3 separate regions of the Homo sapiens genome follow, and all the other regions are linked to region 3. A link is an interaction called in ENCODE POLR2A ChIA-PET data of the cell type or tissue named here. Cell type or tissue: GM12878. All regions are shown on one strand.

The links. ChIA-PET counts read pairs that join two places held together with the same protein. Peaks named below come from ENCODE experiments on the same cell type or tissue, not always from the same donor. Only the 100,000 strongest peaks of a DNase experiment are listed, where the experiment ranks them.
Region 1: POLR2A ChIA-PET joins it to region 3 with 5 read pairs; 7 of 35 experiments call an interaction of 5 or more read pairs at or near these places.
Region 2: POLR2A ChIA-PET joins it to region 3 with 6 read pairs; 17 of 35 experiments call an interaction of 5 or more read pairs at or near these places.

Annotation. Positions count from the first base shown.
Region 1 is chr14:34,959,787-34,962,286 of GRCh38, forward strand. All of the region lies in intron 2 of SRP54-AS1 (SRP54 antisense RNA 1), which reads right to left. Among named protein-coding and RNA genes, the nearest start is that of SRP54-AS1, 22 kb to the right of the region's middle. In GM12878, no CTCF peak of the experiment used is centred here; no DNase peak of the experiment used is centred here.
Region 2 is chr14:35,295,607-35,298,106 of GRCh38, forward strand. All of the region lies in intron 1 of PSMA6 (proteasome 20S subunit alpha 6), which reads left to right. The region is part of intron 9 of PRORP-PSMA6 (PRORP-PSMA6 readthrough); the gene reads left to right. Among named protein-coding and RNA genes, the nearest start is that of PSMA6, 4.5 kb to the left of the region's middle. In GM12878, no CTCF peak of the experiment used is centred here; no DNase peak of the experiment used is centred here; H3K4me3 peaks cover 2,008 bases.
Region 3 is chr14:35,033,601-35,036,100 of GRCh38, forward strand. No RefSeq gene overlaps it. Among named protein-coding and RNA genes, the nearest start is that of FAM177A1, 11 kb to the right of the region's middle. In GM12878, no CTCF peak of the experiment used is centred here; a DNase peak (open chromatin) is centred at 1,538.

The DNA.
Region 1 (2,500 bases), 74 kb before region 3:
TAAAGACAGTGGATAAGAGACATGTATGTACATTACTGAAACCCCATTATAATGACAGAATAGGGGTTTTTAAAAGAAGGTGTAAACCTTCAAGGATGGGTAGAATGGGAAAGGAAATAACAGATATAAAAATTTGTTGTTAGAACAAAAGGAGAAGTGATAAGGAATTTAGGAGACCAGAGAAAATTGATTTCAAAGATAGAAGTATTGAGAGCTAAGACTCAAATCTGACTTATGCTACAGAATCTCCAAAAGGCTAATAATTGGTGGTACCAGGTGAAGTAGGGGGAAATGCTAAAAATAAGGGAATGTGGCTGAAAGTCAGATTAAGACGCAGTCAGATCCCTATTTCCCTTTCTCCTACTCCAGCAAATGAATAGAGGTTTATTCTCTGGAAATGGTTGAACCAGACAACCAGGGGATTCCAGGCCTCGCTGAAAGAAAGGGTAACGTACTGAAAACTGAGGAATTAAGGAAACATGCATGCAGAATGCTGAGAACCCTGCCTCTTCAACCCTTTTGCTCTACCACTCTGTTCCCAGTATGCAGCTTGTTATTCAGCTAGAAGATTGAAAAGGTTTTTTCTAGGCAATCAGATCAGCCCAAAAGGAAAGATCTTAAGATATTTCACTAGATATTTCCCAACTAATGAACTACCCAGCAAGATCACTCAATAGTGAAGTCCACAGTTAACAATCCCCACTCAGAACTTCAATCAGCTTTTTTGTTACTCATTCTTAAGCATGAGCAGAAAACCAAGGATTCAGAGAAAAGCCCTGTACAAAAGATGAAACAGGCCGGGCGCAGTGGCTCACGCCCGTAATCCCAACACTTTGGGAGGCCAAGGTGGGTGGATCATTTGAGGTCAGGAGTTTGAGGCCAGCCTGGCCAACATGGTGAAACCCAGTCACTACGAAAAATACAAAACTTAGCCAGGCTTGGTGGCATGTGCCTGTAATACCAGCTACTTGGGAGGCTGAGGCAGGAGAATTGCTTGAACCTGGGAAGAGGAGGTTGGAGTAAGCTGAGATCATGCCACCGCACTCCAGCCTGGGTGACAGAGCAAGACTCTGTCTCAAAAAAAAAAAAAAAAAAAAAAAAGAAAGAAAGAAACAACAACAAAAACAAATGAAAAAGGAAAAATTGAACCTTGGAGGCTAGTTGGATTTCAACAGATACAATAAAAAACAATCCTAGAATCCCTTTCTGTTAATTTTAAGATACCTCAAATCCATTTGTTTATAGCTTTAAGGAAGGAAACTGTTAAGGTTTCTAAAAGTCATAAGGTGGTATAAAAATACCAGGTGTGGCTGGGCGCGGTGGCTCACACCTGTAATCCCAGCACTTTGGGAGGCCGAGGCGGGCGGATTACGAGGTCAGGAGATTGAGACCATCCTGGCTAATATGGTGAAACCCGTCTCTACTAAAAATACAAAAAATTAGCCAGGCATGGTGGTGGGTACTTGTAGTCCCACCTGCTCGGGAGGCTGAGGCAGAAGAATGGTGTGAACCCAGGAGGCAGAGCTTGCAGTGAGCTGAGATCACACCACTGCACTCCAGCCTGGGCGACAGAGTGAGACTCCGTCTCAAAAAAAAAAAAACAAAACAAAAAAACCAAAAAACCAGGTGCAGTGACTGAGGCCTGTAATCCTAGCACTTTGGGAGGCTAAGGTGGGCAGATCGCTTGAGCTCAGGATTTCAAGACCATCCTGGGCAATGTGGTGAAACCCTGTTTCTACCAAAAAAAACACAAAAATTAGCCAGGTTGGTGGAGCACACCCGTAGTCCCAGCTACTTGGGAGGCTAAGGTGGGAGGATCGTCTGAGCCCAGGGAGGGACCCTGTCTCAAAAAAAAAAAAAAAAGGTATAAAAAAAGTTTTATCTATTTATTTATTTGAGACAGAGTCTTGCTGTGTTGCTCAGGCTGGAGTGCAGTGGCATGATCTCAGCTCACTGCAACCTCCGCTCCTCGGGTTCAAGCAATTCTCCTGCTTCTGTCTCCCAAGTAGCTGGGATTACAGGGCAGGCGCCACCACACCTGACTAATTTTTGTATTTTTAGTAGAGACGGGGTTTTGCCACATTGGCCAGGCTGGTCTCAAACTCCTGACATCAGGTGATCTGCCCGCCTTGGTCTCCCAAAGTGCTGGAATTACAGGTGTAAGCCACCAGGCCAGCCTCAGAGTTTTTATTTTTTTAAAAGACAAAGTCTAGCTGTTATCCAGGCTGGGCTGCAGTGGCATGACTGTAGCTCAATGAAGCCTCAAACTGCTGGGCTAAAGGAGTCCTGCCTCAGCCTCCCAGGTAGCCGGGACTTACTGGTGTGTGCCACCATACTTGGCTAATTTTTTTTTTTTTTTTTTTTTTTGTGGGGGAGAGATAGTTTCTCAGGCTGGTATTGAACTCCTGGCCTCAAGCAATCCTCCCACCTTGGCCTGCTAAGGTGCTGGAATTATAGGCATGAGGCATTGCACCTGGCCAAAAAGTTTTTATCGGGTTGC
Region 2 (2,500 bases), 260 kb after region 3:
CACTCCTGGCTAATTTTGCAGTTTTAATAGAGATGGGGTTTCACCATGTTGGTCTGGCTGGTCTTGAACTCCTGACTTCAGGTGATCCACCCACCTCGGCCTCCCAAAGTGCTGGGATTACAGGCATGAGCCATTGCGCTCGGCCTGAAATATTTCTCTTAATGTACATATGCAGGTTGTATGTGTGTGCATGTATTCATTTGTTAAAAATTGTAGAACACCTAGCTTTGTAATCTATTTTCAGGAATTGCCCAAGTTACTAGAGGGAGGAGGTGCATTGTAGGGGGAATGGGACTGAGGCCCTAGTTGGCCAAATTCAGCCTGGCTACTTGTAGGCCCTTCTCTTCTGTTTGCTGATCCTTTGCTGGATAGGTCTGGCAAAGGAGAAGAGGAGTGGTCATTTGGATTTGCTTGACAGGTGTATGTGAGCACTGCCTGGTTGCTACAAAGAAGGGAGCGTGCTGATAGGGAACTAGAAAGAAATGGACTGGTGGAGACATACTGAAAATAAAATGTAGAAGTGTCATTGTGTATTGAAGCCAGAATTCCTGAGTTCAAGTCCTTACTGCATACCAACTCTAAGAACTTTTTATCTGTAAAATAAAGATAATAACCACCTACCTTATAGGGCTTTAAGGATTTAATTAGTTAATAAATGTAAAGCATTTAAAACATTGCCCGGTATATATAGTAAGCACTCAATGTTTTCTGGGTGTTTGTTTGTTTGTTTGTTTGTTTGTTTTTGAGACAGTCTCACTTGGTCGCCCAGGCTAGAGTGCAATGGCGTGATCTCAGCTCACTGCAACCTCTGCCTTCTGGGTTCAAGTGATTCTCCTGCCTCAGCCTCCCGAGTAGCTGGGATTACAGGCGCCTGCCACCATGCCCGGCTAGTTTTTGTATTTTTTGTAGAAACAGGGTTTCACTATGTTGGCCAGGTTGGTCTTGAACTCCTGACCTCATGATCTGCCCACCTCGGCCTCCCAAAGTTCTGGGATTACAAGCGTGAGCCACCATGCCCCGCCTTCAATTAGTATTTTCTGTAGGGGATACTGTCAAGAAGAAACAAATGGCTGATGTAAATGGAGTCAGAAATTTCACAAATGACTGAGAAGTACTTACCATTTGCCTCTTTTGCAATTTAAAAAATATTCTTATTTCAAAGCAGTATTTCTCAACCCAGGCTTCTCATGCCCTCTTTGAATCTGATTTGAAATTCAATGCATGTGTGTGCATGCATACACATACATACATGTGCATATCTACATAAATACATATATAACTACACAGAAAAAGTGATGGGATCAAATACTGCTGTATTTTCAAACCTCATATTCCCCCTCTCTTTCCCCCTCCCCCAGTGCCAAGATTTCTAATGACCCCACCCCCTTGAGGAATCACTGTTCTAAAGAGTAAAAGGTTAGGAGGCACTTTATAGTGAACCACACATCTCAATTATGTAGCCTACAAGTTTAGGGAAAAGCAAATAAGTAGCTTCAAAAAAATCTTAACAAAGTTTTTTTTTTTTTTTTTTTTTTTTTTTGCCACACAGCATTGAAATTGAATATGAATATACTTTCTTTGTCCCAGTAGAACATCCCGTTTTATTTTTATTTTTATTTTTTTGGGGGGGATTGAGTCTCGCTCTGTCACCCAGGCTGGAGTGCAGTGTTGCAATCTCTGCTCACTGCAAACTCCGCCTCCTGGGTTCACGCCGTTCTCCTGCCTCAGCCTCCTGAGTAGCTGGGACTGTAGGCGCCTGCCTCCGAGCCCAGCTAATTTTTTATATTTTTAGTAGAGACGGGGTTTCACCGTGTTAGCCAGGATGGTCTCAGTCTCCTGACCTCGTGATCCGCCTGCCTCGGCCTCCCAAAGTGCTGGGATTACAGGCGTGAGCCACCGTGAGGCCTGTTTTTTAATAACTCATAGAATATGTATCTCTCAATTCATTTTTATTTTTCAAGCCCACGTTTATATGGGAGAAAATCATATTTACATCCCGAAACTCTACAGCATTCTAAACAAAATTATGGGTGGAAAAAGTCTTGAGTTACATTTCTAATAATTGGTAGGACCTCAGAATCACCTGTAAATGCTTTGCAACACCTGATGAGTGACATAAAGGGAATATATATCTCTGCTGTTGTTCTCACAGCCTGAGCTGTGTACAGTGTGAGCCATTGTCTTGCATCGTGTGCCTGTCCTGAACATTTTGCCACCGTGCCTTTTATGTTTAGCCACTGTATTTTTCTAGTATACAAATGAATCCCAGAGAAATTGAGGAAGTGTTGGGGAAAATGGTAGGGAAGGAAACAAAGCAAATAAGATATTACTATGGAAATGACATTTCTACATACAAAATAACTGTTGATACCATTTTGTTTGAGCAAGGAAGCAATTTACTTCCTAACCTAATGGTTTGTTGTTGGGTTCAACCATGAAACTGCTGGTCTTTGACTAATTTTTAACCTGTAAAAATGGCAGTTTCGTGTGGTTCAATCTA
Region 3 (2,500 bases):
GGAAGGCAAAAGGCACATCTTACATGGCGGCAAGAGAGAATGAGAACCAAGCAAAAGGGGTTTCCCCTTAAAAAACTATCAGTGCTCATGAGACTCATTCACTACTATGAGAACGGTATGGGGGAAACCGCCTCCATGATTCATTTATATACCACCAGGTCCACAGCCAAACCATATCATTCTGCCCCTGGTCCCTCCCAAATATCATGTCCTCACATTTCAAAACCAGTCATGCCTTCCCAACAGTCCCCCACAGTCTTAACTCATTTCAGCATTAACTCAAAAGTCCACAGTCCAAAGTCTCATCTGAGACAAGGCAAGTCCCTTCCACCTCTGAGCCTGTAAAATCAAAAGCAAATTAGTTACTTCCTAGATACAGTGGGGGTACAGGCATTGGGTAAATACAGCCATTGCAAATGGGAGAAATCGGCCAAAACAAAGGGGCTACAGGCCCCATGCAAGTCTGAAATCCAGTGGGGCAGTCAAATCTCAAGGCTCCAAAGTGATCTTTGCCTCCTTTGTCACACATCCATGTCACACTGATGTAAGAGGTGGGCTCCCACAGCCTTGGGCAGCTGTGCCCCTGTGGCCTTGCAGGGAACAGCCCCCCTCCCGGCTGCTTTCACAGGCTGGTGTTGTCTGTGGCTTTTCCAGGTGCACAGTGCAAGCAGTTGGTGGATCTACCATTCTGGCGTCTGGAGGATGGTGGCCCTTTTCTCACAGCTCCACTAAGTAGTGCCCCAGTAGGGACTCTGGGGGGCCTCCAACTCCACATTTCCCTTCTGCACTGCCCTAGCAGAGGTTCTCTGTGAGGGCCCTGCTCCTGCAGCAATCTCCTGCCTGGACATCCAAGCGTTTTCATATATCCTCTGAAATCTAGGTGCAGGTTCCCAAACCTCAGTTCTTGACTTGTGTGCGCTCACAGGCTCAACATCACGTGGAAGCTGCCAAGGCTTGGTACTTGCATCCTCTGAAGCCGTGGCCTGAGCTGTACCTTGGCACCCTTTAGCCATGGCTACAGTGGCTGGGACACAGGGCACCAGGTCCCAAGGCTGCACACAGCAGGGGGCCCTGAGCCCAGCCCACAAAACCATTTTTTCCTCCTAGGCCTCTGGGCCTGTTATAGGAGGGGCTGCTGCAAAGGTCTCTGACATGCCCTGGAAACATTTTCCCCACTGTCTTGGTGATTAACATTTGGCTCCTTTTTTTTTTTTAAGACAAGAGTTTCGCCCTTGTTGCCCAGGCTGGAGTGCAATGGCACAATCTCGGCTCACCGCAACCTCTGTCTCCTGGGTTCAAGTGATTCTCCTACCTCAGCCTCCTGAGTAGCTGGGATTCCAGGCACATGCCACCACACCTGGCTAATTTTGTATTTTTAGTAGAGATGGAGTTTCTTCATGTTGGTCAGGCTGGTCTCAAACTCCCAACCTCAGGTGATCTGCCTGCCTAGATACAGTGGGGGTACAGGCGGCAAGAGAGAATGAGAACCAAACAAAAGGGGTTTCCCCTTAAAAAACCATCAGTTCTCATGAGACTCATTCACTACTATGAGAACAGTATGGGGGAAACCGCCTCCATGATTCATTTATGTACCACCAGGTCCACGGCCAAACCATATCATTCTGCCCCTGGTCCCTCCCAAATATCATGTCCTCACATTTCAAACCCAATCATGCCTTCCCAACAGTCCCCCACAGTCTTAACTCATTTCAGCATTAACTCAAAAGTCCACAGTCCAAAGTCTCATCTGGGATTACAGGCATGAGCCACCGCACCTGGCAGCTCCTCATTACTTACGCAAATTTCTGCAGCCAGCTTGAATTTCTCCTCAGAAAATGGGTTTTTCTTTTCTATCACATAGGCTGCAAATTTTCTGAACTTTTGTTCTGTTTCCCTTTTAAAATGGAATACTATTAACAGCACCCAAGTCACCTCTTGAATGGTTTGCTGCTTAGAAATTTCTTCCTCCAGAGGCTGGGTGCAGTGGCTCATGCCTGTAATCCCAGCACTTTGGGAGGCTGAGGCTGGCAGATCACAAGGTCAAGAGATCGAGACCATCCTGGCCAACATGGTGAAACCCCATCTCTACTAAAAATACAAAAATTAGCTGGGCATGGTGGCATGCGCCTGTAGTCCCAGCTATTTGGGAGGCTGAGGCAGGAGAATTGCTTGAACCCGGGAGGTGGAGGTTGCAGTGAGCTGAGATCATGCCACTGCACTCCAACTTGGGTAACAGAGCGAGACTCCATCACAAAAAAAAAGAAATTTCTTCTGCCAGATACCCTAAATCATCTCCCTCAAGTTCAAAGTTCCACAAATCTCCAGGGCAGAGGCAAAATGCTGCCAGTCTTTCTGCTAAAAGATAGCAAGAGTCACCTTTACTCCAGTTCCCAACAAATTCCTCATCTCCATCTGAGACCACCTCAGCCTGGATTTCATTGTCTATGTCATTATCAGCATTTTGGTCAAAGCCATTTAACAAATCTCTAGGAAGTTCCAA